Regions from separate parts of the Homo sapiens genome. Here region 2 is linked to region 1. A link is an interaction called in ENCODE POLR2A ChIA-PET data of the cell type or tissue named here. Cell type or tissue: A673. All regions are shown on one strand. Each heading gives the region's core, and the rest is flanking DNA. Links, peaks and the distances in the headings are about the cores only.

Region 1 (16,126 bases), core at 2,911-10,910:
GGCCAACATGGTGAAACCCAGTCTCTACTAAAAAAATACAAAAATTAGTAGGGCATGGTGGCATACGCCTATAATCCCAGCTACTTGGGAGGCTGAGGCAGGAGAATTGCATGAATCCAGGAGGTGGAGGTTACAGTGAGCCCAGATCGTGCCAGTGCACTCCAGCTTGGGTGACAGAGTAACTCCATCTCAAAAAGAAAAGCAGGAAGAAAATTTTGAAGCTTCTGTGTTTTTTTTTCTTCTTTATTTTACTTTCAGAGACAGGGTCTTGCTCTGTTGCCCAGGCTGGAGTGCAGTGGCATGATCATAGCTCACAGTAGTCTCAAAACTCCTATGCTCAAGTGATCCTCCCACTTCAGCCTCCTGAATAGGTAAGTAGGACTATACAGGTGTGTGCCACCATGCCTGGCTAATTTTTTATTTTTTGTAGCAGTGGGGTCTCGCTATGTTGCCCAGGCTAATCTTAGACTCCTGGCCTCAGGCAATCCTCCTTCCTCTACTGGGATTACAGGCATGAGCCACCGCACCTGGATTTTTTTTTCTTTCTTTATTTTTTTAAGTTGTAGAATATTTATAAAAAACTCACAACCCATATGTGTTAAGTAAATATTTTTAAATGAAAGATATATTTTTCTAAATAAAAATAACTTAGTGAGAAGCCTATACTCATTTATTTATTTTTTACATCCTGATGTCTGGCTGGTCATTGAGAAGCTTTTTTTTTTTTTTTTTTTTTTTGAGACAGAGTTTTGCTCTTACTGCCCAGGCTGGTGTGCAATGGCGTGATCTCAGCTCACTGCAAGCTCCGCCTCCCGGATTCTAGTGATTCTGCCTCAGCCTCCCAAGTAGCTGGGATTACAAGTGCCCGCCACCACACCTGGCTAAATTTTTGTAATTTTAGTAGAGACAAGGTTTTACCATGTTGGTCAGGCTGGTCTCGAACTCCTGACCTCAGATGATCCAACTGCCTTGCTCTCCCAAAGTGCTGGGATTACGGGCGTGAGCCACTGGGCCCGCCTGGCCTTATTTTTCTTTCTAAATCTCATCCTTTCTTTAAAATTTTACTTTGTGTAAGGTTATTGTTTTTGTTTTTGTTTTTGCTTTTTTTGAGATGGAGTCTCACTCTGTCATGCAGGCTGGAGTGCAGTGGCGCAATCTTGGCTCACTGCAACCTCCGCTTCTCGGGTTCAAGTGATCCTCCTGCCTCATCCTCCTGAGTAGCTGGGATTACAGGCACGTGCCACCATGCCTGGCTTATTTTTATATTTTTAGTAGAGACAGGGATTCACCATATTGGTCAGGCTGGTCTCGAACTCCTGACCTCGTGATCCGCCCACCTCGGCCTCCCAAAGTGCTGGGATTGCGGGCATGAGCCACCCCTCCCAGCCTGTTAAGTTTTTTATAATATGTTGCTATATAATATATTGTTACTGTATTGGTATAACAGTTCATATACATAATCAAGTATGTATATTGGGAGGGTACTTGAACAACCTTGGGCTTGCTTAAATGCTTTATCTGTTTTTTCTTTTTTTTTGAGATGGAGTTTCACTCTTGTTGCCCAGGTTGGAGTGCAATGGCGCGATCTCAGCTCACTGCAACCTCCGCCTCCCAGGTTCAAGTGATTTACCTGTCTCAGCCTCCCAAGTAGCTGGGACTATAGGCATGCGTCACCATGCCCGGCTAATTTTGTATTTTTGGTAGAGATGGGGTCTCTCCATGTTGGTCAGGCTGGTCTAGAACTCCCGACCTCAGGTGATCCACCCGCCTTGACCTCCCAAAGTGCTGGGACTATAGGCGTGAGCCACTGTGCCTGGCCACTTTATCTGTTTTTTCATATATAAAATTCAGATATAATATGTACATCTTAGGATTGTTATGAGGATGAGGTGAAATAATACATTTAAAGCATAAATATGCTTAAAGCACGTAAAAATAGTGCCTGGCATATGGTAAGCATTCAATAAATGTTGGCTGGCACTATTATTATAATGGGTGAATAGGGGTAGATTTTCTTATGCTCTCTGCTATACACTGAATGTTTGTACCCTCCCCCTACCCCCAAATTCATGATGTTGAAACCTAATTCCCAATTTGATAGTATTTGGAGGCCTTTGGGAGGTGATTATGTCATGAGGGCTAGTGGGATCAGTGCCCTTATAAAAGAGACCCCAGTGAACTCCCTTGCCCCTTCTGCCATGTGAGAACATAGCAAAAAAAAAAAAAAAGCTGTCTGTGAATCAGAAAGCTGGCTCTCTACCAGACACCAAATTGGCCAGTACTTTGACCTTGGACTTTCCAGCTTCCAGAGATAAAATTTTGTCTTTTGTAAGCCATTCAGTCCATTAGTTTGTTATAGCAGCCAAAACAGACCAAGACCCTATCTTTCTTTTTATTATTGATATAAAGCTATATATTTAGCAGGGACAGTCAGCTGTTACTGATAAGTTAAAATGTACAAAGCAAGATTCATTTTTTTCCTATGTATATGAAAGTATCTAAGAACACTTGGGTTGGGTGTGGTTGCTCACACCTGTAATCCTAGCACTTTGCGAGGCAGTGGCGGGAGGATTGCTTGAGCCCAGGAGTTCAAGACCAGTCTGATCAATATAGGGAGACCCCGTCTGTATTTAAAAACAAAACAAAACAAAAACACTTGTACCCTCAATTGAAAGGTCTTTAGAGGCAGCCAAATTCCAGATATAGACAAATATTCCTTTTATTCACATTTATATAATCACTATTTATCATTCAAAAGACAAATTCACTGGTGATTTGCCTATGTGATATGGCCTACCTTGGGCCAGGCTGAAGCTTTTGGAGAAACTATGAAAAATGTTATATTGAGTTCAAATTGTATTTCAAGGATGTATACTTTTGAAGAAAAAATGTTGGGAGATAAGTGGAATAGTGTGATGTTTAAAAGTGCACTCCCGGCCGGATGCGGTGGCTCACGCCTGTAATCCCAGCACTTTGTGGGGCTGAGGCAGGCAGATCACCTGAGGTCAGTTTGAGACCAGCCTGGCCAACATGATGAAACGCCGTCTCTACTAAAAAACTACAAAAATTAGCCAGGCATGTTGGCAGGCACCTGTAATCCCAGCTACTCGGGAGGCTGAGAGGAGAATCAGTGAGCCGAGATCACGCCACCACATTCCAGCCTAAGTGAAAGAGCAAGACTTTATCTCAAACAAACAAATAAAAGTGTACTCCAGGCACAGTGGCTCATCCCTATAATTTCAGCACTTTGAGAGGCTCAGGTGAGGGGATCACTTGAGGCCAGGAGTCTGAGACTAGCCTTGGCAACATGGCATGACCTCGTCTCTACAAAAAAAAAAAAAATTGTCTAAGTATGGTCTTGTTGCAGATGAAGTACTTACTGATAAATACCTATGCCCTTGAAAAAGCCTCTGCATTTGACAGTACATTATGTATGTATTGTGTGTACTATAGCACCTCATTAAGACCAATCTGGCCAGGTACAGTGGCTCAAACCTGTAATCCCAGCACTTTGGGAGGCTAAGGCAGGAGGATCACTTGAGCCCAGGACTTCAAGACCAGCTTGGGCAACATGAGGAAACCCTGTCTCTACAAAACATACAAAAATTGGCCCGGCACACATCCATAGTCCCAGATACTTGGGAGGCTGAGGTTGGAGGATCCCCTGAGCCTGGGGAGGTTGAGGCTGCAGTGAGCCATGATCACACCACTGCATTCCAGCCTGGCAACAGAGCAAGACCCTGTCTCAAAAAAAAAAAAAAACCCAATCTGAGTTAATTTTCTAAAAACATCAGACCCACCATTCTTGTTGCACTTAACACCAAATTCCAATGATATGTTTGATTGTCCATTTCAATGATTTCAGTGGAATATGAGCTCCCTGAGATCACAGTCCATGTCCTATATTTTGTATCTTCAGTTTTGCATTTAATAAATACTTGTTGAATTGTTTATGGTCACACAGCTAGTAAGTGGCAGACCTGGCATTTAAATCCGTATCTATCTTCATTCCAAAGCCTGCCTGTCTGGTAACAATAAATACTATATAGAAGATGTGGTTTGTGGTACATACATGGTATTTTAGTTTTTTTCAGTTTGGCCTGCTTATATCAAGCAGCATTATTAGAATATGTCAATACTGCTTTTATTATTCATACCCTGCAGCTGAAGGGACTGGAAAGAGGATGCTGTTATTGTAGATGCTAATGCAAGTGTTAAATTTAAGGAGTAACTTTACCTTTTTTTTTTTTTTTTTTGAGACAGAGTCTCACTGTCACCCAAGCTGGAGTGCAATGGCGCAGTCTCAGCTCACTTCAACCTCCACCTCCCAGGTTCAAGCAGTTCTCGTGTCTGCCTCCTAAGTAGCTGGGATTACAGGTGCGTGCCACCATGCCTGGCTAATTTTTTTTTCTTTGTATTTTTAGTAGAGACAGGGTTTCACCATGTTGGTCAAGCTGGTCTCAAACTCCTGACCTCAAGTGATCTGCCTGCCTCAGGCTCCCAAAGTGCTGGGATTGCAGGCGTGAGCCACCACACCTAGCCTAGAGTAACTTAACCTTAAGAACAGGTAAGTGGCTGGGTGCGGTGGCTCACTCCTGTAATCCCAGAAACTTGGGAGGCCAAGGTGGGCGGATCATGAGGTCAGGAGATCGAGACCATCCTGGCCGAAATGGTGAAACTCCATCTCTACTAAAATACAAAACACTAGCCTGGCATGGTGGTGTGCACCTGTAGTCCCAGCTACTCGGGAGGCTGCGGCAGGGGAATCGCTTGAACCCGGGAGGCGGAGGTTGCAGTGAGTCAAGATTGCACCACCCCACTACAGCCTGGCGACAGAGCGAGACTGCATCTCAAAAAAAAAAAAAAAAAAAAAAGAACAGGGAAGTGATGTGGCCTTAGCAGCACCCTATTTATTTATTCATTCATTTGTATATTTTTTGAGTCCAGGTCTTGCTCTGTTGTTCAGGCTGGAGTACAGTGTCATGGTCATGGCTCACTGTAGCCCCAAACTCTTGGGCTCAAGTGGTCCTCCCTCCTTAGCCTCTCAAAATGCTGGGATTTCACACGTGAACTACCGTGCCTGGTTTATTATATTTTGGGGACAGAGTCTCACTCTGTCATTCAATCTGAAGTACAGTCACGTGATTACAGCTCACTGCAGCCTCAACCTCATGGGCTCAAACAATCTTCCCACCTCAGCATCCTAAGTAGTTGGGACCACAGGCATGTGCCACCATGCCTGGCATTTTTTTTTTTTCTGGTATTGGCAGGGTCTCCCTATGTTGTTGCCTAGGCTGATCTCCCACTCCTGGGCTCAAGCAGTCCTCCTGTTTCGGCCTCCCAAAGTGCTGGGATTATAGGCATAAGCCATTGCACCTGTCTGGGAGGCTCATCTGAGCCTTGGTATCCAGAGTTTTTATTGGAGCTAATTATGTAGACATGATTAATTAGCCATATGGCTGATCAGTTTTCAGTCCCTCAGGAGGTGGAGCTGATACCATGTGACCCAGCTCTTTCACACTAAATCACATTGTTAGACTATCTTGCATGACCCACGGCCCCAGGCAAACAAAAACACTATGAAGCATGACATTCCAAGGGTTTAGGGATTACTTCCAAGAAGCCAGCAGTAAAGGCCAGACTGTTCTTTGGCAAGGTTAAATTTTTTACACCTGCCCCTCTACATCGTAGAAGGGCCCGTTTCCTCAATTTTTTTGGATTATGTTATTTCTTCAATTCTCTCTTAGCTTTTCATCAGAGGTAAAAATAACGTTTGTAGTTTCCAGTTACTACAGCTAGATTATGGTGTAGTAAGAAAAATCTCAGTGATTTCTTTTTTTTTTTAATTTTTCTGGGCTAGGTGTAGTGGCTCACGCCTGTCATCCCAGCACTTTGGGAGGCTGAAGTGGGCAGATCACCTGAGGCCAGGAGTTGGAGACCAGGCTGGTCAACATGGTGAAACCCCCTCTCTACTAAAAATACAAAAAGCCAGGTGTGGTGGCTCGTGCCTGTAGTCCTAGCTACTTGGGAGGCTGAGATATGAGAATCGCTTGAACCCGGGAGGTGGAGGTTGCAGGGAACCAACATCTCGCCACTGCACTCCAGCCTGGGTGACAGAATGAGACTGTCTCAAAAAAAAAAGTTTATTTCTCATCTATGCTAAATTATCCTCATGTGTTGTAAGAGGAGAAGCTTTACTTCACATCTATCTAACCCCAGAATCCAGGATCCAGACTGATGGCAACTCTAACATCACAGTCCTAATGGCAGAGAAGAATCTCAGAGAATCTTGCATTTGTCACTTTCATTGACTAGTGCAAGTCACATGGCTATGCCTGACTTTGGGGGAGGGGATGGCTGAAGAAGTACAGAGGAGCTACATAGTGGAGATTAGTTATAATATTTATAATATATCCAAAAAAGAGCTTCTAGAGGCCTGAACTAAATGAGCACCTTATAGAGTCAAGTGGAATCACATGACTAACTTTGTGCAATGTGAGTCTAAAAAACTAGGACAGTGGGTAGACATTAGTAGGAGGCTGATTGCTTTAATATGAGGTCAAATTTTAGAAGTTTATAGAATTTTAGAATTTTATAAGAGGAGCTGCCTAGAGTGGTAGCAAATTCCTATATAAAAAATGAATTGGTCACTATTTCTCTCATAGTGACTATTGTGAAGATAGTTTAGATTTTCTTGAAGCACTATTTTGCATGGTTATAACATTTGTCTGCTCCATTGAATCTAAAATAAGTTGGCTGCACACGGTGGCTCCTGCCTGTAATCCCAGCACTTTGGGAGGCCGAGGTGGGAGGATCACCTGAGGTCAGGAGTTCAAGACCAGCCTGGCCAACATGGTGAAACCCTGTCCCTACTAAAAATACAAAAATTAGCCAGGCATGGTAGCACATGCCTATAGTCCCAGCTACTCAGGAGGCTGAGGCAGGAGAATCGCTTGAACCCGGGAAGTGGAGGTTGCAGTGAGCCAAGATTGGGCCATAATCCAGTGACCCAGCCTGGGTGAAAGAGTGAGACTCCATCTGAAAAAAAAAAAAAAGCTAAAGTCAACATATAGCATAAATGAGTAGATGTGTCAGAGGGTGAGTAAACCTGGAATGTCTCCTATTCCTTGATCAAATACCCACTAGCTAGTGGTTCACCAAATGGCTGGTGTTATTTTACTAAGGTCATCAGCTGATGTAAGTGTGCAGTTTCATCTTGGTGGCTAGATCTCCTTCTAAAGAGAGCTGGCTGGAGATTTCTTGCTGATATTTCCTGGCTCATGGTGCTTCTGTGAAATATCTCCAGACTAAAGTGGCATTTAAAGCCCACTTCCAACCCTTCCTGGAGCATTCAGTGGGCAAAGGTTCCACCATTATAAATGTACTTGCTTTTGTCTTCCCTGTAGCCACCACAGCTTCTACTCCACCAATTCATGTCTGGCACTTTCAAATCCAAACTCGAAACTCAAATCCTTTGCAAGTCTTCCTCAGTTATTCCCTTTAGCTGTAATGATGAATATTTGTCCCCATAATTTTTTTTTTTTTTGAGACAGTCTCACTGTTGCCCAGACTGGAGTGCAGTGGCCAATCTTGGCTCACCGCAACCTCCACCTCTGGGGTTCAAGTGATTCTCGTGCCTTAGCCTCCCGAGTAGCTGGGATTACAGATGTGCACCATCACACCTGGCTGATTTTTCTATTTTTACTAGATACGAGGTTTCGTCATGTTGGCCAGGCTGTTCTGGAACTTCTGGCCTCAAGTAATCCACCTGCCTCGGCCTCCCAAAGTCCTGGGATTGCAGGCATGACCCACCGTGCCTGGCCTTATTCCCATGAATTCTTATTCAAGATTTTATTGGAATTATTTGGTTATTTTCAAGAACAATATAACTTGTATGAGCTTAAAATATTTTATGGAAAATGGTAAATATTTGAAAATAGAATAGTATAATGAACATCTAAGTAGTGGTGAATATTTTCTTTTTTCTTTATATCTTTTGGGACAGGGTCTCGCTTGGTCATCCAGGCTGGAGTGCAGTGGCGTGGCTCACTGTAATCCCTGCCTTCCAGGCTCAAGCGATCCTCCCGCCTCAGCCTACCAAGTAGCTAAGCTGAGTTATTTTTGAGACAGTCTCATTCTGTCACCCAGACTGGAGTGCAGTGGCACGATCTCAACTGACTGCAACCTCCGCCTCCCAGGTTCAAGCGATTCTCTTGCCTCAGCCTCCCGAGTAACTGGGATTTAGCGACATGCACCACCATGCCTAATTTTTTGTATTTTTAGTAGAGACAGGGTTTCACCATGTTGGCCAGGCTGGTCTTGAACTCCTGATTTCAGGGGATCCACCCGCCTTGGCCTCCCAAAGTGCTGGGATTATAGGCATGAGTCACTGTGCCTGGCCACTGATGGATATTTAAATAGTCCTATTACCTTATTTAATTTCACAGCTCTACAAGGAAGACATTGTCTTAATTTCTTACATGTGGAAACTTTTGGTGGAGCAATGACTTGCCCAAAATACCATGGGAGGCAAGTGGCAGAAAGGCATTCAAACTCAGGGCTGCCTGACTTCTTTGTTATTCTGGCTACCCCTCCATTGGGCCTGCAAATTACTTGACTTTTTTAGAATGAAAATTTCTTTTTCTTAAATGTTTTTATGTACAAATGCCATTTCAGACAAGAGTTTAGAGTTACAGATTTGGAATAGTGATTATATGGTATGGGAGTGCTCCACCTCAAGAGCAAAAAAACCTTGCTTAGAAAAAAAACTTGTTTTTAGATAGGCTACTTAATATGCCTTAAAATCTGTGTACATATTTTAACTTTTCTATATTGGTATTTTCCTTTTACATATAAATAACACTAGCATGATTAATCCTGTTTTTTTAGCATTTTATTTTTTTGAGACAGGGTCTCACTCTGTTGCCCAGGCTGGAGTGCAGTGGCACAAACACAGCTTAAGGAAGCCTCAGTCTCCTTCCTCCTATCTCAGTCCTTCCTTCTGTCTCAGCCTCCGTAGCAGCTGGCACTACAAGTACTCATCACCACACCCAGCTAATTGTTTTATTTTTTGTAGAGACAGAATCTCTCTATATTGTCCAGGCTGGTCTCAAACTCCTGGCCTCCTGCTTTGGCCTCCCAAAGTCCTGGGATTACAGGTGTGAATCACTCCACCTAGTTGGAATGATGTTTAGAATCATGTTATGAATCTCCGTCTGCCAAAAAAATCCTAGCTTCCCAACCAGGGAATTCCACCTGAGCTTTGTGTCCAGAGTTTTTTGTTGTTGTTGTTGTTTGTTTGTTTGAGACGGAGTCTCGTTCTGTCCCAGGCTGGAGTGCAGTGGTGCGATCTCGGCTCACAGCAACCTCCACCTCCTGGGTTCAAGCGATCCTCCTGCCTCAGCCTTCCGAGTAGCTGGGATTACAGGTGCGCACCACCATGCCCAACTAATTTTCGTATTTTTAGTAGAGAAGGGGTTTCACCATGTTAGTCAGGCTTGTTTCGAACTCCTGACCTCGTGATCTGCCCGCCTCGGCCTCCCAAAGTGCTGGGATTACAGGCGTGAGCCACCGCACCCAGGCTGTCCAGAGTTTTTATTGGTGTAGGTTTGATCAACTGTTCACATGGCTTATCTGTCTCCAGTCCCTCAGTAGTTTGAATGAATGGGCTTGCTTGTTTCGTGTGTTGTGTCCTGGCTTGTGTGTTTGTCCAGAAAAGTTGTTTCTCCTCCTTTCTTTCCTACTGGCAGGGCAGTACCTGGCTCAGGGCTGTGCTTATGGTAGAACTCAGTTCTATGAATTGTCCATCCTCAAATATCCTTCATTACATGGGGGAAAAGGGCAAGCATCCTCCTCTAGCCTCTTCCCACTGCTTAATAAAGTGTCTCCCTTTCAGTAGCTGCCCTAATTCTGGATCCTCTCCATTCTGACATCTGGAAATTCACAGGAGGAAGGAGTGAGGAAATGAATCCCTTCTAAGTGGGTTTGTGTGAGGTGACTGATATGTCAGATATCTCACAAGAAAAACATAATAGCGGTAGTTTGTTGTTCCATCCTTTCCTGTGATTATGGAATAATGAATGCGACAATTCCTGGGGCGTGGTGGCTTACGCCTGTAATCTGCGTGGATCATAGGATGTCCCATAAAATAAAGCTTTTCATTATCACATGATCCTGGGCATGAAGAGTCCCAACTCCCCTGACTATCATTTATTTGTCCTGTATCTAAGAAATGGGGTCAGCAGGAGTTCCAGCATCTCAGAATTGTGGTGAAAACCAATACAAGTAAGGAAGTTATTAATTCCCCATTTGGTGGGTTCCTCAACCCCAGCCACTGGGGACGGTCCACGCCGGATCACCAGCAGCTCAGGCTTAAGGCCACGACGCGCAAGCGCAGCCTGCCAGCCTGGCTCCCTCCCAAAGCTTGCGTGCAGGTTGGCGGCGGGAGATCGGGTCTCGCGATGCGAGTGAGCGTGTGCGTGCGCGGCCCTCGCGAGCTCGCGCACGCCGCCTCTAACACTACAGGGTGGTAGCGGCCTCTTCGTACTGCGTCCGGGGCAGGACCGTGCGCGGCGGCCGCGGCGGGTGCTGGGAGCCAGCGCCTGCCTCGCCGCCGCCCTCGCTGCCTGCCACTCCGTCTTGGCCCGTTCTCCGCACCGTGCAGAGGCGGCGGGCTGGGGAGGGAGCGGCGCCAGCACGAGGTTCCCAGCCGCTGGGAAGCCCCTAGACGCGCCGAGGGGCCGGGCTACGAGCGGCTGAGGTAGGTAGGGGTGCGCGGGCTGGTCAGCCGGCCGGGAGCGGGGTAGGGCGGCGGCGAGAACGGGCGCCTCGCTGACCGGGGAGAAGAGGCCTCCTGCCAAGGGGCCCTAGTGTAGCCGGAGTGAGAGGAGGGGCCCCGGACGTAGCCTGCTCTTCCCCGGTGTGGAGCCATTACGGGGGGACATTCCTCCTGCGGCGGGGGGAGGGAGCCCCCTTTCTTTTCTTTGAGAGGTCAGAATCCGCAGTCCGCCCTTCGCCTTTAAATAAAAGCCTGCCGGCTCGAGATCGGCGTCGCGATGGAGTGCCCGTGGACTTCTACGCTTGCGGAACTCCGAGTGGACGGATAGCGGCTTATGAATTTTGCTTTTTAGAGGGTACACAACCCTTTCTCTAGGGTGGCGTGCATCTTCTGCAAACTTGTTATTGCCAATACGCTAATAGTCGCTTTCAGCACACAACAGGTAATACATTCTAAACGCCTCGTGTCAAAATAAGGAGAGTCCTTATTTGTGCACCGTGGGGCACAGTTAAGGAGCAGGAAGAAGACAAAGGAGGCCGTTATTTATGTGCCGTCCTATTATCAAAACTTTCCGTGGTGGGGCAGGGTGCGTGGCTATTGGCCTCTGCTGAATGGACTTTCAGAGTGATTGAGGTGAGTTGCAAATCTTCATTTAGAATTATGAAACGTATATGATTATACATAATAGTTAGTCAAATGACCTGAAATAAATCTCTGAGAATTACGTGATCTTTGATCTTTGGAGAACAGAACTTGGGTTTCTTGAAAGGAAGCTTTCTCCATGTTTAGAAAGCTTCAGGGATGCTTTGTGAAGTTACTAAAAATAGTTACATTTCTTTATGTTGGCAGTAATGACTGCCACATTCAAGAGAAGAGAAAGGAATTGTTCTATAAAGAACGGCTCATTTTAGGGGTTAAACTTTAGGAGTTAAACACAATAAAACAACTTCAAGGATGGTAAGTTTTAGCTTATGCTTTAAGTATTCGAATTTAGTCACAGTCCAAATATATAGAAGCTCTTAGTTGACTCCTGTACATTCAGGGAACTATTTATTGGTTGTTTTTGTTTGTTTTGTTTTTTTTGAAACGGAGTCTCACTCTGTCCCCCAGGCTGGAGTACAGTGGCGCGATCGCGGCTCACTGCAACCTCTGCCTCCCGGGTTCAAGCAATTCTCCTGCCTCAGCCTCCCAAGTAGCTGGGATTATAGGCATGCGCCACCACACCCAGCTAATTTTTGTATTTTTAGTAAAGATGGTGTTTAACCATGTTGACCAGGCTGGTCTCGAACTGCTGACCTCGTGATCCACCCTTCTCAACCTCCCAAAGTGCTGGGATTACAGGCGTGAGCCACTGCACCCGGCTTCAGTAACTATTTAAAAAGATGATCTTTAACCTTTGATAGTCTACACAACCTGTTCTATAACTCTTGGCTTCTATTCAGTCCACGCTGTCTGGAAATGTAGTATTCATCCTATTTTTTTTTTTTTTTTCCTGAGATGGAGTCTGTTTCCTAGGCTGGAGTACAGTGGCACGAACTCGGCTCACTGCAACCTCCGCCTTTGGGTTCAAGCGATTCTCCTGCCTCAGCCTCTGGAGTAGCTGGAGTTACAGGCACCCGCCACCATGCCTGACTAATTTTTTGGATTTTTAGAGAGAGGGTTTCGCTGTGTTATCCAGGCCAGGCTACTCTGGAACTCCCGACCTCAACTGATCTGCCCACCTGGGCTTCCAAAATTTCTGGGATTACAGGCCTGAGCCACCGCGCCGGACCATTCTGACTCTTAAGAAATGTGGCTTGGGACCGGTCGCGGTGGCTGTGGCCTGTAATCCCAGCACTTAGGGAGGCCAAGGCAGGCGGATCACGAGGTCAGGAGATCGAGACCATCCTGGCTAACATGGTGAAACCCGTCTCTACTAAAAATACGAAAAATTAGCCAGGCGTGGTGGCTGGCGCCTGTAGTCCCAGCTACTCGGGAAGCTGAGGCAGGAGAATGGCGAGAACCTGGGAGGCGTAGCTTGCAGTGAGCCAAGATCGGGCCACTGTTCTCCAGCCTGGGCGACAGAGCAAGACTCCATATCAAAACAAAACAAAACAAAACAAAAAACAAATGTCGCTTGCATACTTTCAATGAAAGGGTCTTTCCGCCCGGCGTGGTGGCTCACGCCTGTAATCCCGGCACTTTGGGAGGCCAAGGCAGGCGAATCACCTGAACTCGGGAGTTTGAGACCAGCCTGGCCAACATGGTGAAACCTCGTTTCTACTAAAAAAAAAAAAAAGTATAAAAATTAGCCTAGCATACGTGCCTGTAATCCCAGCTACTCAGGAGGCTGAGGCAGGAGAATTGCTTGAACCCGGGAGGTGGAGGTTGCGGTAAGCCAAGATCGCGCCATTGCACTCCAGCCTGGGCAAGAGCAAAACTCCGTCTCAAAAAAAAAAAAAAAAAAAAAAGCCGGGCGTGGTGCCTCACGCCTGTAATCCCAACACTTTGGGAGCTGTGGCAGGCGGATCACCTGAGGTCAGGAGTTCGAGACCAGCCTGACTAACATGGTGAAACGTCGTCTCTACCGAAAATAAAAAAATTGGGCGTGGTGGCATGTGCCTGTAATCCCAGCTACTCAGGAGGCTGAGGCAGGAGAATCGCTTGAACCCGGGAGGCAGAGGTTGCGGTGAGTCAAGATTGCACCATTGCACTCCAGCCTGGGCAACAAGAGTGAAACTCCGTCTCAAAAAAAAAAAAAAAAGAGGCTGGGCGCGGTGGCTCACGCCTGTAATCCCAGTACTTTGGGAGGCTGAGCGGGTGGATCACGAGGTCAGGAGTTCAACACCAGCCTGGCCAACATAATGAAACCCCATCTCTACTAAATATACAAAAATTAGCTGGGCGTGGTGGCACATGCCTGTAATCCCAGCTACTTCGGAGGCTGAGGCAGGAGAATCGCTTAAACCGGGGTTCCAGAGGTTGCAGTGAGCCAAGATCAAGTCACTGCACTCCAGCCTGGGCAACAGAGCTAGACTTCGTCTCAAAAAAAAAAAGGGAGTGTTTCAACAATAGTTAGCTCGGAAGTGGGAGGAGGAAGGCATTATGGAGTGCAGGGTTAAGCTCACATGCAAATACTTTTTATATAAACATAAATATGCTGCATGTAAATATATAGTGATGGTTATGCACATAAGCATCTAATAGTGCTGATTCCCAACTTAATAAAGTTGAAGTCTGAAAATAGGAAAGGATTGGTTTTAGTTCTGTTTGCGTTTTTAAAGTTAATTATTTACGAGTAATTCTCATATTAAATTCCTTGTCCAGCTTGTTTATTAATTATTAAGTAGAATACTGTACTGATTTCTTGGCAGTAGCAGGGAAGGAATATATAGAACATACAGAAGCCCTGCACTTCAGAAATGTTAAGTCAGTGTCTTTTTTTTTTTTTTTTTTTTTTTTTTTAAAGAGAGAGTCTCACTCTGTTGCCCAGCCTGGAGTGCAGAGGTGTGATCTCAGCTCACTGCAACCTCTGCCTCCCGGGTTCAAGCAATTCTGCTGCCTCAGCCTTCCGAGTAGCTGGGATTACAAGTGCATGCCTCCATGCCCAGCTAATTTTTGTATTTTTTGTAGTGACGGGGTTTCTCCCTGTTGGCCAGGCTGGTCTCGAACTCCTGACCTCAAGTGATCCACCCGCCTCAGCCTCCCAAAGTGCTGGGAGTACAGGCGTGAGCTACCACACCTGGCTAAGTCAGTGTCTCATTATCTTTCCATTGGAATAAATAGCTTTACTCTTGTCAATTTGTGCTTAGAATAGTGTTTTGCATGGAGTTGGCCCTCAATAAATGTGAGTTATGTCAGAACTAAATTTACATAATACAAACTAAAGGCATAAATTCTGGACAATATTGAAGGAATGAAGAAATGGAGATATGTGGTTTTTTGTTTGTTTTCTTTGAGATGGAGTTTGCTCTTGTTGCCCAGGCTGGAGTGCAGTGGCATGATCTCGGCTCACTGCAACCTCCTCCTCCCAGGTTCAAGCGATTCTCCTGCCTCAGCGTCCTGAGTAGCTGGGATTACAGGCATGTACCACCACGCCCAACTAAATTTTATTTTTAGTAGAGATGGGGTTTCTCCATGTTGGTCAGGCTGGTCTCAAACTCCCGACCTCAGGTGATCCACCCGCCTTGGCCTCCCAAAGTGCTGGGATTACAGGCGTGAACCACCATGGCTGGCCAAGATGCATGCTTTTTAAAAATTGCAAGTGTTTTTTTTTTTTTGAGTTGGAGTTTCGCTCTTGTCTCCCAGGCTGGAGTGCAATGTTGCGATCTTGGCTCATTGCAACCTCCACCTTCTGGGTTCAAGCGACACTCCTGCCTCAGCCTCCCGAGTAGCTGGGATTACAGGCGTGCACCACTACACCAGGCTAATTTTTTTTTGTATTTTTAGTAGAGACGGGGTTTTACCATTTTGGCCAGGCTAGTCTCAAACTCCTGACCTCAGGTGATCTGCCTGCCTCAGCCTCCTGAAGTGCTGGGATTAGAGGCATGAGTCACCATGCCCAGCCGCACGACTAATTTTTTAATGGTATGTTTTTTTCAGTGTGGATTGATATCTGAGTCAAGGATAGTGGCATTTTGCCTCTAAAAGCCTAACATAATGTAAGCTGAGACTGTATATCCTGAGTTCTCTGATAGATTATGAATGTTCATATATATATATATATATACACACACACACACACACTACACACACATACATATTTTATACATACAGAAATACATATATTTATTTATTTATTTATTTATTTATTTATTTATTTATTTTTGTTACCCTCCTGGTAAGTCACAGAACTTTTTTTTTTCCCCCACAAAATTTTTGTAAATTTTTGTATTTTTAGTAGAAACAGGGTTTTGCCATTTTGGCCAAGCTGGTCTTGAACTCCTGACCTTAGGTGATTTTCCCGCCTTGGCCTCTCACAGTGCTGGGATTGTAGGCGTGAGCCATCGTGGCCATCCTGGTTGTCTTTACTAATTCTGGCATTTGCTTTTCTTCCATTTGGAAACCAAATCTATTTGACTTTGCAGTAAGAAAGAATTTGTGGATATTTGGTGAGGAAGAGGCTAAAAAGGTGAATAAAAACTTAAGTGAGAATATTTTAAGTTGGGTCTGTGTTTTCATTTTAGTATAATCAAGTGATTTCATGGTGAAGGGTGGATTCCCCGCCCCCCACCCCCCAGGGAACATTTGGCAATGTCTGGAGAAATTTTTCATTGTCAAATATTTAGGGGAAGGGAGAGAGGTGTTGCTACTGACATCTAGTGGGTAGAGGCCAGGGATGCTGCTAAACATTGTACAATGCAGTGGACA
Region 2 (16,126 bases), core at 4,190-12,189, 690 kb before region 1:
CTATGGCAGTCCAGCCAGCTCCTGGGCAGCTTGAGAGGGCAAACCCAAAACCTCATGACAGCCAGAGCCTGTCTTTCAGCATTCAGTCCGCCTGGCCGGCTCCAGTTTCCCCATGGGGCTGCGGGACAGAGGACCATTACAACTAGATCAAGGAGCCCAGAAAACCTCCAGTAGTGGACAACAGGTTTTCACCATAGCCTACGTTAACCCATTTTTGAGCCAAGCTTCAACCCTCAGCCTTGAAAAACAAGTCTTTAATTTAATTTTTGTTTTTTGCCTAAATCCAAAGAAAAAGGGCTGCCGGGCCAGGCGCGGTGGCTCACGCCTGTAATCCCAGCACTTTGGCAGGCCGAGGCAGGTGGATCACCTGACGTCAGTAGTTTGAGACCAGCCTGGCCAACATGGTGAAACCCTGTATCTACTAAAAATACAAAAATTAGCCGGACGTGGTGGTGCGCGCATGTAATCCCAGCTACTCGGGAGGCTGAGGCGGAAGAATCACTTGAACCCGGGAGGCGGAGGTTCCAGTGAGCCGAGATGGCGCTATTGCACTCCAGTCTGGGTAACAGGGAGACTGCATCTCAAAAAAAAAAAAAAAAAAAAAAAAGGGCTGTCCATGTATTCACACACCCCTCAAAAAAAGCCTTTAGTTCCTACTTTAGCCACTGGTTTCTCAGAATCCAAAGATCACATATTCTAGTGTAACACTGCAAGAAGTCTTGAGAAAAAGATTATTGTAGTGTTCAAAATATTTTTGTATTGTTAATGCATCATCATAGAAAAACTTTTAAACATGAGAATAAAGATACTTTTTACTGGGTTTGTTTTTCAAAGCCTGACCCTGAGGAATAAGCTGTTTCAGTAACAGAGCATGATATTCTTTCCTTTCCTTCTCCACAGTCAGGAAACTTGGAGTTTGTTTCCTATGGTACATATGTTCCCAAACCTCCAGCCTGTAGAAACCAGGGATTACACTTGTCATCTCCCCTAAAGGGGTGTGGGCCCTGCCTGCCTCACCTGAGAGCTATGCCTATACTCCCATTCCAAGCTTTGCTCTTAACCCCACAATGATGCAGGCCAGCCTGCTCCCCAGTGCTCATATAAGAATAAATGAGTTGCCAACTGCCGTCCATAAAGGCTGACAAGACAATTCAACCTGAAATAGGTACACATGACCACTAGGCTCCATTTTCCTCTGAGGGCAGAGAGAAAAGAAAACATTCCACAAGTGCATATCCTATTTCAAGGAAAACAAGAGCAAACGAGTCTTTTATAACCTATTAGCACCACAAAATCCTAAAGGAGGATTTTTTAATAGCACCCCTTCCTCCCAAAGACTGCATCTTTTTTTTTAATTATTATTATTATACTTTACGTTTTAGGGTACATGTGCACAATGCGCAGGTTAGTTACATATGTATACATGTGCCGTGCTGGTGCGCTGCACCCAAAGACTGCATCTGTTAAGACGCAAAGTATTTTTCATATTTTCACACAAGCCTTCAAGTTTGATAAATCTATTACCCACTTTTTAAAAAGTTACATACGCTGTTGGTGGACACGACAGCCACCATATCCACTTTATTTTTAGATTATTTGTATACATTTAGGGGGTACAAATGCAGCTGTGTTACATGAATATATTGTGTAGCGGTGAGGTCCGGGCTATTTTTAGATTATTTGTATACATTTAGGGGGTACAAGTGCAGCTGTGTTACATGAACATACTGGGTAGCGGTGAGGTCCGGGCTTTTAGTGTGCCTCTCACCCAAACAGTGTACTGTGCACGTAAGTAGTGTACATTGTACTCAACAGGTAGGATTTCATACCTCATCCCCCTTTCATCTCCCACCTTTTGAAGTCTCCAATGTCTATTATTCCATTCCGTATCCATATACCATGTGTACTCACTGTTTAGCTCCCTACAACCCACTTTTTACATGAGTTTCCACCAAGTACACTGCTGTCTTCCTGAGACCTATCATGAATGTAAAAGGTGTCATGAAGGCACCTCAATAGGTCAGTCAACAAGTAGATGATACATGTCAGGCAAGAAGTATTTCACATGGGACAGCCACTGGGCCACCATCATGCATTGTCATTGTCACTCCACTGAGTTCTATTTTTTGGATTTTGTGTTTAAAGTATAAAGTCATTTTCCAGAACAGCGTCTATTTAAAGTAGGCCACTGGAAGTTGTAACCCCAGACTTGCTTTTGCTTCTGAGAGAGTGCTAGAGGACACTAGCCATTCTCTGGACATCTGTCCCATTTTAAAGAATTCTGTTCTGGCTACTGGCCTAGTTGTTTAAAAAACCTACATTCTAACCAGGGCTTATGCAAGACCAGGTTGCTGCATCTGATTTGGTGTCTCACTTAGAGTACACAGGGTACCTGAACAATGCAGTCTTTGTGTATTGGCGGGGAAGTCTTTGGCAACTCTGTTTAAATCAGATCAGCTTTTTTTTTTTTTAATCTGACTTCATAAAGGAAACTCAGATCCTCCCAAATCACCCTGGTGCATTCCTGCGAGGCCAGAGGGTGACTTGAGATTGCAACCTCAAGTTCAACTGCTAATACCACACCAGTCCCCCTTCACTGCCAGCTGAGAACCAACCCTGTTTCCTGAGACATCATAAGACAAGATACCTTAGCCTCCCTTGAACATTTCCAGACAACTAGCAGACTGGCAACTTGGGTGAAAGACGTTCATCCCTCCCCTGGTACAGCTGCTCCCCATTTTGTTCTCTGTGGATATGGTGAGGGTTCAGCCCAGCAAGCAGACAAAGCCTATGTCTCCCAACGTGAAGGTGTCTACTTTAACAGAACCCCATGGATGGACTCTCTTCTGACATGTAATTATCTTTTGAATGGCTCCTGTGGTCTCCCATTCCTTCTGGCTGTGGACCCCTAACAGCTAGCTCAGAAGCACTGCACCCTAGCTTTGTTCAGTATACATAAGCCTGGCCAGGAAGGCCACAAGTAAAGGGAAGCGGAAGGGTTCTTTATATCCTGTTCCAGAGAGGAAGAAAGGGAATCAGTTCCTGCATCCGTTTCTCAGAAAACAGCACAGAACAGAAGGGGTAAGGGTAACAAGGCCATGTTAAACTACCTCTTAGGCCTATATGTCAAAGTAGAATTTAAGACCCAAATCTAGTTAATTGTATAAAAAGGCTAAGTTGGCTTTTCTTTGAGGTTCTTTGAGAGTCCTTAACTGCGACTCTCAGATCTCTTCAGAGCATTTTTTAAGCTCTTCAGGGCTTTAAGAGTTCACCAAGGGTTTCTGAAACAGCTGCCCACCCAAGCAGACCCTGGTTGTGTCAACTCCCCCAATCCCAACTTATTGTGATAACCTTGTTCCAAATCTCAAATCACCCTATGGGCATCTTTCAAATTCTGACTCCTGAGCTCTTCTCTAATAGTTTGGAGCTACTAACAAACCATTACTGGCAGTGAGCATCTGAAAATACTCAAAACGGCACCGAGTTTGAAAACAGGAAACATAGATGGTGGGGATGTTCACATACACAGTCCCTTAGAATAAAAGCCTAGCTCAGGTCAGGAAGGATTTTCAAGCTCTTAAAGATAGCATGGGATTAGGCATGTTAACTGGAAAGGGAAAACTTATGTCCTGGGGGTGGGAACTATACTATCACAAGCAGTCCTCACAAGTTAGGTCACTATTGGTAAGGGATGTTTCACTTCTGAAGACAAGATAGCAGCTGTGAATTATGCGGGAGATAGTCCAGGCCAATACTTCTTTCATATTCACCAGGGGCTCTGGACCAAGTCTTCCTTTTTCATTCAAGTGTTCTCATTCTTTTATCTGAAGCCTAGTTCTTTCAGGCATGTGCAATGTCAGGAAGCGGGGTGGGGCTTGGGGAGGGAAGAGGAAAAGCCAGGTTCCACTCACCAAAAATAAATAAATAAATAAATAAAAATTTTTACAAAGCCACTCTGGAAACCCTGCTTGAGTACTTGAGGATAGAGTACAGCTTCTCTATTTTCCCACCCCTTTCCGTAAGCTTCCTGGAACAGAAAAATCTGCAAAGCAACTGAAGAAGGCAGTTAGAGGTTGTGAAATGGTACATTCAGGAAAGAAAGGACAAATAAGAATTTTCACCAGATAGGTGGGAGGTATTCAAAGTGAGAGCACTTTAAGGAAATAAGCTGATCCTCAGTGTGCAATAAGAGGCTGCTATATAGCAGGTTGAAAATTTGAAGTTAAGAGATATCAGAAGGTCTGAATATACTTAAATACTTCCAGAAAATTTAAAGTTGACAGATATCAGAAGGTCGCAAGAACTACAGATGTGGAAGCAGACACTGTTATGAGCAACTACATTCCTCCCATAGAATGCTGCTCAATACTGGCACACAGACCAGAGGTAGCCAGCAGTACACAAGACTGCAAGGCAACAAGTACATTATCAATGAATTAGCCATCTATCACTCAAACTATGTCCCGCATTGGAAGTGTGTCAAGCAAGAGCACCTTCGACAACACTTTTCGGCCACCACTAATGATCATCTCCACTGATGCCTCAGCAGAAAGGATAACATTCAGCCAATCCTGCTTAGGTGTCCAAATGGCTCAATCTTGGGCCAAAGGACATGCTCTGAAATATTTCTTACACCATACTTCATCTTGATATGCACAGCCAGTTCTCTTACTCATTCTCTGTGACCACTGGAGGTAGTGATTTTTAACAACAGTAAACAAGAAAAAGTCATCAGGACTCTAACTGTAAAACCCCCAACATTCAAAAGACTGGTTTAGTTGAACAGCCAAAAAATAAATAAATAAAAATTAAAATTAAAAAAATTAGAATTTAGCTCACTCAAAAATTGCCCTGCCTAATGTGGGTCTGATGAATAAATGCTGATAAAATACTACTGAGTGTCAGCAAAGTACTGTGACTAATCCTGCCCTAATTTCTCTTTAGTCTATATTCTCAGGGAAATGTACCAACACCCAACCTTCTGCTGTTAGTTCCTGACTGTGCACTGCTTTTTCCTCACTTTGGCATCTGTCCACCCCCAAACAAATCCAACTTGATTCTTGAAACCAAATTAGTTTCACTTTACAAAACCTTTCGTAGCACCTTTCAGCTCTGTAGCCCCCCATTGGCTCATTAATCTGTTCTGTCCAGAAACTTTTTTTTTTTGAAACGGAGTCTCGCTCTGTCGCCAGGCTGGACTGCAGTCAGTGGCGTGATGTCGGCTCACTGCAACTTCCGCCTCCCGGGTTCAAGCGGTTCTCCTGCCTCAGCCTCCCGAGTTGCTGGGACTACAGGCATGTGCCACCACGCCCAGCTAATTTTTGTATTTTTAGTAGAGATGAGGTTTCACCATGTTGGCCAGGATGGTCTCGATCTCTTGACCTCGTGATCTGCACACCTCAGCCTCTGAAAATGTTGGGATTACAGGCGTGAGCCACCGTGCCCAGCCCAGGAACATTTTTATTAGAGTTATCCACTCCCTCCCAGCAGTATTTATGCCTTCTCTCCTGAACTACACCAAAAGCTCCCAGCTCCCTAGAGGGAAACCATGTCTAATGCTTCCTACCAAGGAGAAGCCAGGAGCTACACTTTAAGGATTCAGCCATTTTGTAAGCTTTCCCTTTGCTTGCAATCTTCTTATTCTTGACTTCTTCCTAGCTTAAAAAGTTATAGACTGGTTTCAAATCCAGATAATTGAAGATTAACTTTTCAAATCCTCAAACAACTTTGTAGGGAGAACATTTACTTGGTTGATTCCTTCCTACCAGAATGTACACTGAGCTTTAGAAAAGGAAAAATTGGTGGGTGCTGTGGCTCACATCTGTAATACCAGCACTTTGGGAGGTTGAGGCAGGAGGATCTTGAGCCCAGGAATTCGAAAACAGCCTGGGCAACATGAGGAGACCTCATCTCTATAAAAATCAATTTAAAAAAACAAAAACTAGCAAGGCATGGTAGCACACACATGTAGTCCTAGCTATTCAGGAGGCTGAGGCAGGAGGACTGTTGGAGCCCAAGAGTTCGAGGCTGCAATGAGCTGTGATCACATCACTGCACTCCAGCCTGGGGGGCAGAGGTGAGACCTTGTCTCTTAAAAGAAGAATCAAAAAGCTCTTCGGGCTACTCTGGGCACACTGCCTATGGGGTAGTCCTGCTCTGCAAGGAGCAGTTAAAAAAAATCTTCAAAAGCTAATGGTGGCAAGCAAAAGTTAAGCTTGTAAAGGGTGCTGAGAGCAAGAGGTCTGCTGCTCTCTCAATTTTCTCTTTTCTGGTGGAAAATCACCTTATATTCCCAAACTGCCTTATTGAGAGCCTAGGCAAATTAACTTAAACAAAATTTATGTTGGGATCAGAACACAGCCCATAGGATTGGTCAATTTTTACGTAAACTGAAAAATCAATGTGATTTGGAATATCTGCCTGCCCTAAGTGAGATGCCCACAGTGACTCACTGTTACTATCCTCCCTCCCCAGCTAGTTTTAAGATAAGCTCAGCATTACTATGATGTCATGTTACAAGGCTGCAGTTACCTGTCCAACCAAGTCACAATATAGTTCTTGCTTAATTCCAGGAGCTGGTGTATTCTGACAGTTGTAGAGTAAAAAGTCACAGCTATAATCCCACACAGGGAGCTACAGGATGATTTTGTGAATCTCTGAGAAAATATAAGAACTGTAAAGCAGTATCTATTTTGTATACCAAGAATAGATTAAGGCAAGCTAACACATGGCACTTCAAAAGAGTAACTTGCTTCTACAACTTAAGAATTATTAGGGCCGTGTGCGGTGGGTCACACGTGTAACCTCAGCACTTTCGGAGGCTAAGGCGGGCGGATCACAAGGTCAGGAGTTCAAGACCAGCCTGGCCAATATGGTAAAACTCCATCTCTAATAAAAACACAAAAAAATTAGCCAGGCATGGTGGCATGTGCCTGTAATCCCAGCTACTCGGGAGGCTGAGGCAGGAGAATCACTTGAACCCAGGAGGCGGAGGTTGCAGTGAGCTGAGATCGCACCACTGCATTCCAGTCTGGGCGACAGAGTGAGACTCTGTCTCAAAAAAAAAAAAAAAAAAAAAAAAATTATTAGAATTTGAGGGGGCACATCTTTAGCCTATGACAATGTTAAGGAGAAAATAATAAGCTAACATTCAGGAAGGTTTTGGTTTACTTTTAGATCACAAGTGACATAATCAATGAAAAGGTGAGAAGCCAAAGGACTGCCATGGAGTCCTTGAAAGGACTTCATCATTAAAAGCAGCACACTGCAGAAAGCAGCATGTTGTTTACAGAGGAAACCGACAAACATCCTTCAATCACCCAAATCTGCCAAATACCTTCTTCCTCTCATTCTCTTTCCTGGTGAAATAAAAGGCATTTCCTAATTAATCCCTAAGTTTACTTTATCAACAAGGGTTTTCTTTCCTTTACTACTATAACAGTAATTAGAGAAAGTCTTCATAATTCATCAGTAACCACTCTCCAAACCAAGGCTATTATCAGCTATTATCAAGCTCTCCCCTCTCATGCATTAAAACTACTCTTCTTGTTTTCATTATGCCCTGTACCTGCATTTCACAAGGACTTTTCACTTCTGTTACTTATACTGAAATTCATGGAGTAGTGCTGCTAAATACAAGTTAAATCCTGCTGTCAAGTGACTTCCAATGAAGTTCTGGAACTAATATAAAGCAGACTGCACTAGATCTATAAAACCGTAGTACCTATTTCCAACTTGCCCAAGGCCATGAAGACACTAAAACTCCAGCCTCAAGGTATGACTTAATGCCACAATATTAGTTTAGAAGAATAGTTGGGAAGTAAGAGAGTAGCCAGAAATGAGTGGAGTTTTGAAGACTGAGGTTTGGCTACTGTGATAATGAGAAAGGACCACTCACTCCAGGTGAAAGCCTAGAAAAGTTCTAGTAGATATATTAAAGGAATAGTGGGCATACAGCAGGGAACAGGAAAAAGAAAGGTAGGAAAATAATACTGCAACCAGACTGAAAAGGGCTTCTTAATACCATGTCTATGATTTATTTGGGTCCACAATGGTGAAAAATGGCTTATTTTCTCTTGGATCTCTATTAATGTAAAAGTTTAAGATTACTAGGATTTTTTGTTGTTTGTTTAGGGACTACAGAAAGTCAGGAAACAAAAATTTAAATTACTACTATATTGTCTGTCCATCCAATCTTTCTGAAAGATCTCATTATCCTTTAAATACGGATAGTGACGTTATTTACTCATATAATTCTAACTACTGCTGAGTATTATACAGATCAAGTGGTAATAACAAGCTCCAGTTTCTTAGAAGGTGATACTTCCTTTACAAGTTAAACATGGCATATGGCAGTAATCCTGGACCTTCAGTGAAGATTTGTTTGTCATAATACTGCTAAGGATACTTCTGGTTTGTTTTTGAGACAAGGTCTCGCTCTATTGCCTAGACTGGAGTGCAGTGGTGCAATGCCAGCTCACTGCAGCCTCGACCTCTCAGGCTCAAGCCATCTTCCCACCTCAGCCTCTCAAGTAGTTGGGATTATAGGCATGCACCATATGACTGCTAATTTTTTTTTTTTTTTTTGGAGAGACAGGGACTTTCTGTGTTGCCCAGGCTGGTCTTGAACTCCTGGGCTCAAACGATCCTCCTGTCTTGTCCTCCCAAAATGTTGAGATTACAGGCATAAGCCACCATGCCCAGCTGCTAAGGATACTTGAGGTGGATAAGGTTTTTGCAGAAGTTGATCTTATAATAGCAGGAATTGGTAGATGAGACAATTCAGCTAGGACTATACACCGCTACCTTCCCCACTAAAACCAGGACAAACAGAAAACAAGCTTATCTCCTGAGAGAGAGAGAGAGAGAGAGAGAGAATTTTAAATAACTCTTTACAACGTAAAAACCATTTTTAGCTCAAAGACTACAAAAACAGGCTATGGGCCTGATTTGACCCACACATTATAGTTTCCTATCTCTGGTACAGACAACAAATTGGAATTAAGTGAGACAACATATGGGACTTTATTAAATAAGGTGAATTTGGGACAAATGAAAGGTGAGATGAAGGCAAACTACTGTCAAGGGATGATCTGAGCCTGAACAACTCAGTGAATGTGAAGAGAAAACAAGATTACATGTGAATATAGATGTTAACTGGAAAAGCAAGGAGAAAAAAAGGGAGCACAAGGAAGAAAAAAAAATCAAAATTTGTGAGCCATCTCAAGCCATCAAAAAAACTTCATTCTATTGTAGGAGGGAAGCTGGAAACAATGGCAGAGTAATTTTGTGTTAAGAATTAAAGTACTAGCTCCAGTTAGGCATATAAATGACAATTAGAAGGGACAGAAGTTATGGTTATGTCAGCAGCCTCCAGTGAGCTAGGATATAAACTAAGTCTTTTCAAGCTGAACAAATATATACACATTCAACCCATTTAAGTGAAGAGACACATTTAAGTCCACAAAAGCAAACTTAACTACCTACTATATAACTTACTTTTTATTGAAAGTATCTTGCATTCATGATGGATGCTTTCTGGGTTTTACCACATATTTTAATGTTAAAAGTTAAATTATTCTTTACATGCAAGTAGTGTGAATAATTTTCTCCACATGGGAACACTAATTATAAAAAGATGACATCCCACATGGGTTAAGTGTCTTTTTAATTGAAAAGCTAACTGTCCAGTTACATTTCTCCCAAAAAACCACAAACTGGGTAGTAACTGAGTCTCTAGGCAATATATTTAAAACTAAGAGGATTAAAAATAAAGAAAAAGAAAACAAGTCCTCAGATGCAATGAAGGGAGCCCTGCTACATACAGGCTAATCAATACAGTGGTACTCCTTGACTGCAGGAGGCTGGAAGACATCCTAGTAGCTCCACTCAGAACATTTACTTCAAGAAGCCTTTTTCCAGTTTCCAACTCATGAATAAAGATAATATTTTGTTAATTCTATTCCAGAAAACTTTTTTGCAAGTTGTTTTATTTACAATGCCAACTTTTAAAAGGTCACTAAAGTTAACTGGACAATAAACTAGGCAGACATTGCTTTACAAAAAAGAGGGAAAGCCCAAAATGCCACTTATAGAGAACCCACAGTTCAGTTTTATTCAGAGCAAAGAAAAAAGAAACTTTCCATCATACTAGAAGAAACTTGGCCGTAAGGTTTGGGATCTGTGCTCAAACTACACATGCAATGAGGACAATATTCTGCTAATACAATTGACTTGCTGCTGCATTTGTCTACTGTTTGTCTAATATTAACAATTATAAACAGAGCAGTGCAACTAGTATTTGGAACAATCCTTACAGTGTTACAGTGTCAGGCACAACATTTCACTTCTCTTCACACCACTGGTTCTCTTTGCGTACCTAAAAGAGATGGATATAGGGAAGTACCTTAACTTGAGTAGTCTTTCCTAAGACTTATAAATACTACCTACTGATTCATCGATAGCCAGTGAGTTGAGTCAGAAGAACAGATGGAAAATTAGAACAACACCAGGTTAAGACTATATTTCCGGATTTCCTTTCTTTGCCTCCCATGGTTTTTATTCTGCCCTGCTGAAATTATGAACAAAGCAAAGGCAATGGGCAATTTACTAAAGTTGACAGAGCAAATTCAGTTAATTCATTCACATTATTTCAGTCTGTAGTCATGTCAACAAAATCATTCTGATCTATTCTTTCATTTCCTCCCCTCATTAAGTTGCTCTAAAGTACCCTAGTATATACTTCTCTCTAGGGCCTGCTTTTCTGATGTCAGATATGTATGGTCTATACAGAAAGTTGCAGGTGCCAAAACTAGTAACTGTTAATACATTAACAAGAGCTCTTCTCATTGAAAACTAATTGTTCTTATGCTTAAAATGCAGTATCATCTAAGTGTTCAGATTCATAAAGACAGAACAGTAAGAGTATGTTTAAGACACATTAAGTACATATTATCCCTAAAGTATCAAGACTACTTGATACAGTCACCTCTTTTGCTGGCATGTTATAGGTGTTACTCCCTTTTTAAGAGCATGTGATCAAAGACAAAACTGTGTGCTACCTACCTGGGCTTCCTCCTCTTCAGTAAAGTCATTTTTGATATTGAAGGTCTTGCGAATCTCCTCAGGAGTTTTCCCCTTGATCATATTGGCAACAGTCTTGCATGTAACATCAAGCAAACCTTTGATGTCTAAGTAGTTTGCAGCCTGTAAAGAGACAGTTGTTTTCCTTAAAGTATACTTGATGTTTTAAACTAAATCCAAAGTTAATGATTGACACTCCGTATCTAATAAAGCTTAAAATGCTAATTTTAAGAAATTAAAGGGAGAAGAATAAATCACTCCTAAGTTCTTCTGTGAAAGACTTTTATGTGACCTTCTTTGTTATACCTCTATAATGTTGAATCCTTCTGCTTCCTTAACCAAACTATACTAGCTCAAATGTGAAATAACGGCCACTACTGTTGTGTATGTGTGTACACATGCACACAAATACCACATCAGGTCTTGGCAAAAATATTTGTCCACACTTAAAGAGTTCAAACGTAAGCAGTTATAGCACTATATTGATCTCATTTTAAAAAACAGGTTTTGGTTTCATTGACTTTATTGTTTACCTGTTTTCTATTTCATTGATTTCTGCCCTTTAATATTCTCATTCTTCTGTTTACTTTGTAGTTAATTTCATCTTTTACTAGTTTAAGGTGGAAGCTTAGATCACCGATTTGAAACTTTTCTTCTTTTCTAATAATATAGGTATTTCATTCCATCAATTTCCCTCTAAGTACTTCTTTAGCTGCATCTCACCGATTTTTCATGTGTTTTACTTCCACTCAGCTCAAAATACTTTCTATTTCTTCTCTGACCCATAGGTTACTTGCAAATGTGTTAGTTTAAAAGTAGTTGCAGATTTTTCCAGATACCTTTCTGTTTGTGATTTCTAATTCCATTGCAGTCAGAAGACATACTTTGTATGACCTGAATCCTTTTACAATGGAGACTTTTTTTTTAAGACACCGTCTCACTCTGTCACCCAGGCTGGAATTCAGTGGCGTGATCTCGGCTCACTGCAATCTCTACCTCCTAGGTTCAGCCAATTCTCTTGCTTCAGTCTCCCAAGTAGCTGGGATTACAGGTGGGTGCCATCTCACCCAGCTAATTTTTTTTTTTTTTTTTTGAGACGAAGTCTCGCTCTGTCACCCAGGCTGGAGGGCAGTGGTGCGATATCGGCTCACTGCAAGCTCCACCTCCCGGGTTCATGCCATTCTCCTGCCTCGGCCTCCCGAGTAGCTGAGACTACAGGTTCCTGCCACCCCACCCGGCTAATTTTCTATATTTTCAGTAGAGACGGGGTTTCACCATGTTAGCCAGGATGGTCTCGATTTCCTGACCTCGTGATCCGCCCACCTTGGCCTCCCAAAGTGCTGGGATTATAGGCGTGAGCCACCGCGCCCGGCCTAATTTTCGTATTTTTAGTAGAGATGGGGTTTCATCATGCTGGCCAGGCTGGTCTTGAACTCCTAGCCTCAAGTGATCCACCCGCCTCACCCTCCCAAAGTGTTGGGATCACAGGCGTGAGCCACCGCACCCAGCTGAGACTTGTTTTATGGCCCAGAACATGGTCTATTTGGTAATATACACTTGAAAAGAATATGTATTCTGCTATCATTACATATAATGTTTTAGGCCAGGCGCGGTGGCTCACACCTGTAATCCCAACACTTTGGGAGGCCTAGGTAGGTGGATCACCTGAGGTCAGGAGTTCAAGACCATCCTGGCCAACATGGTGAAACCCCATCTCTACTAAAAATACAAAAACTTAGCTGAGCATGGTGGCTCATGCCTGTAATCTCAGCTACTCAGGAGGCTGAGGCAGGAGAATTGCTTGAACCTGGGAGGTGGAGGTTGCAGTGAGCCAAAATCATGCCACTGCACCACAGCCTGTGTGACAAGAGTGAAACTCTGTCTCAAAAATATATATATATATAATATTTTATAAATATCCATTAAGACAATTTGGTCAATAGTGTTATATCAAGTTATCCTGATTTCTGTCTAGTTATATTAATTGAGAGAGGTGCTGAAATCTCTATGATTGTCACTTTGTGGACTTCTTTGAGTTCTATTGGGTTTTGTTTCACTTCTTGGAAGTTCTGCTTCTAGCCAGATAAAAATTTATAATTGTTATGTCTTTTTAAAAAACTGATCCCCTTATCAGTATGAAATAATCCTCTTTAACCCTGGTAATATTCTTTGCCTCCAAACCTATTTTAATATAGTCACTCCAGCTTTCTTTTGATTCGTGTTAGTGTACCGTATCTTCTTCCATTCTTTAAACCTAGTTCTGTCTATATATTTAAAGCGGGTTTCTTACAGACAGCACAGCTAAGCTTGCTTTTCTGATCTGGTAATTTCTGCCTTTTAACTGTGTTTAGACCATTTACATTTAGTGTGTTACTGATATGTGGATTTAAATATGGCGTTACATTTGAATTTAGAGAGTATTAAAATTCAGTGTCAATGAAGTTAGCAAATTTAAATCTATAAGAAGTGTTTAAAGGCTCTAGAGTAGAGCTATCTTACACATTAAAAACTTACCAGAATGAGTTCAAAAAGTGTTCCTTGGTCAACTTTCAGGAATTCTTGGTCCCAAACAGGGATATCATCTGTTCGCTTTTCTTTGTTCTCATCATCTTCAGGAGGAGGAGGGTCATCCTTGTGGTGGGTGCACCACTGAATGACCTACAACAACAAAAGTTCATTCCTCTGTGGCACTTTGTCACAAGGTACTCATTCCACTGCTGGGACAACTTATCCCTATATTGGAATAATAACTAGCTAGAGGTTGACTTGAGCCATTAACAGCCAAGCTTGAAAAACAAAAATGAAGCTTGAAGAATCATTATAACCCTAGAAGGGAGAAGATCTTATTAGATAAAAGCAAGCCATGCAGACAGAGTACTGTACTTGACTACATTAAAAAGCTTCTATGCAAAAAGAAAAGTTAGGACAATGACTGGAAGATACCTGCAATATGTACAACAATGATTAGCTGAGAGAATATAAAATCTTTCAAAAATCATTAAAGAGAAATGGGTTAATATGTACAGCCAATAAATGAAATCTGAATAGCCAAACATAAGGAACGCTCAACTTTACTAGAAGCAAAACTAACACTACAGATACTTCTCTAGATTGAAAAAAAATCAAGAAACTGATACTAATTGTTGGGCAATAGTGGAAAGGAAACACAAACTCTTCTAGAGAGTATAAATTGGTATAACCCCTTTGAAAGCTAATCCAGCACTCCTCAGAAAAGCTGAATATGTACATATATTGTAACCAGCAAATTCCAAATACCCTAGACACATGTGTGAGACTATTTGGTGTAGGAACAAAGCAGGAAAAGCCCCAAAATTTCCTTAATAGGAGAATAATTACTCCATAAAGTTTCAGGAAGCTGATTACTTAGACTATACATACCAGCATAAAGACCAAAATCAATACTGAAAGTGTTTTCAGTTGTAGAATCTAGGCAGTGGCTACATGGTTGTCTACTGTGTAATTCTTTCCATTTTTCTGTATGGCTAAAACTTTTTCATAGCAAAATGTTGGAGGAGTAAACAATGCTGAGAGAAAATGGCAGAGCCAAGAAACATTGCCAGGATCCAAAAAAAAAAAAAGAAAGAACAATTTCAATAAGGAAAAGCCAAGCAAAGGGTTGTTTGTTTGTTTTTGAGACAAGATCTCACTGTGTCACCCAGGCTGGAATGCAGTGCCGCGATCATGGCTCACTCGACCTCCTGTGCTTAAGCGATCCTCCCACCTCAGCCTCCCAAGTAGCTGCAACTACAGGTGCATGCCACCACACCTGGCTCATTTTTGTATTTTGTTTTTGTAGAGATAAGGTTTCATCATGTTGCAAACTCCTGAACTCAAGCAATTCACCCACCTTGCCCTCCCAAAGTGTTGGGATTACAGCTATGAGCCACTGTGCCTGGCCAGCGAAAGGTTTTTGTTTTCGTTTTAATTTTGAGACTGAGTTTCACTCTTGTTGCCCAGGCTGGAGTGCAATGGCGCTATCTTGGCTCACTGCAACCTCCACCTCCTGGGTTCAAGCGATTCTCCTGCCTCAGCCTCCTGAGTAGCTGGGATTATAGGTGCCTGCCACAACACCCAGCTAATTTTTTTTTATTTTTAGTTGGCCAGGCTGGTCTCGAACTCCTGACCTCAGATGATCCACCCCCCTTGGCTTCCCAAAGTGCTGGGATTACAGGCGTGAGCCACTGCACCCAGCTAAGGGTTTTTAATGAAATAAATAATAGCTTTTTAGGAAGTATTCCAACTATATAAGAAAATTTAAAAACGTCAATATTTGCTTATCCAGGCATTTTTTAAACTCTAAACCTGGGCACAGTGGTTCATACTTGTAATCTCAGCACTTTGGGAGGCTGAGGCAGGACTGCTTAAGGCCGGAAGTTCAAGAATAGCCTGGGCAATATAGAGACACCCCGTCTCTACAAAAAATGATGATAATAATAATAGGCTGGGCACTGTGGCTCACACCTGTAATCCTAGCACTTTGGGAGGCCAAGGTGGGTGACTTACTTGAGCCCAGAAGTTTGAGACCAGCCTGGGTAACATGGTGAAACCCTGTCTCTATGAAAAATACAAAAATGAGATGGGACTGGTGGTGCACACCTATGGTCCCAGCTACTCAGAAGGCTGAGGCAAGAGAATCACTTGAGCCCAGGAGGCTGAGGCTGTAGTGAGCCATGATCGTGCCACTGCACTCCAGCCTGAGCAAGAGAGTGCGATTCTGTCAAAAAAAAAAAAAAAAAATCACTATCACTACTAACAAAAAATAAAAATTTAAAAATAAAAAACTCTTAAAAGGATATATAAAGAAACTAATGCCTAGGTTCACAACGGGTGGTGCCAGTAAAAAAGAAAAACAAAAAAATGCCACATTACTTTGTGGGGGGAGCAGTTTCCAATCAGATAAGAGACAGGGAAAGGAGATTTTATTGTACTTCCATAGTTTTGGCATCATGTAATTATTCTTCAAAATATGATATATATTCAATACAAACAGGCTTAAAAAAAAAAAAAACTTCTCGGCTGGGTG

What was found. Peaks named below come from ENCODE experiments on the same cell type or tissue, not always from the same donor. Only the 100,000 strongest peaks of a DNase experiment are listed, where the experiment ranks them.
Region 2: POLR2A ChIA-PET joins it to region 1 with 13 read pairs; 3 of 35 experiments call an interaction of 5 or more read pairs at or near these places.

The regions. Positions count from the first base shown.
Region 1 is chr5:134,835,454-134,851,579 of GRCh38, forward strand. It overlaps C5orf24 (chromosome 5 open reading frame 24), which reads left to right and starts at 10,515. Exons shown (of 2, transcript NM_001135586.1): 1 at 10,515-10,759. RefSeq lists an enhancer at 10,226-10,961 and silencers at 10,481-10,860, 10,891-10,940. In A673, for the core only: no CTCF peak of the experiment used is centred there; a DNase peak (open chromatin) is centred at 10,458; H3K4me3 peaks cover 949 bases; H3K27ac peaks cover 2,361 bases.
Region 2 is chr5:134,147,391-134,163,516 of GRCh38, forward strand. SKP1 (S-phase kinase associated protein 1) reads right to left here. Exons shown (of 6, transcript NM_170679.3): 4 at 13,597-13,740; 5 at 11,065-11,205; 6 at 1,545-10,378. The coding sequence ends at 10,343. TCF7 (transcription factor 7) reads left to right here. Exons shown (of 10, transcript NM_003202.5): 10 at 1-820. Among named protein-coding and RNA genes, the nearest start is that of SKP1, 21 kb to the right of the region's middle. In A673, for the core only: no CTCF peak of the experiment used is centred there; no DNase peak of the experiment used is centred there.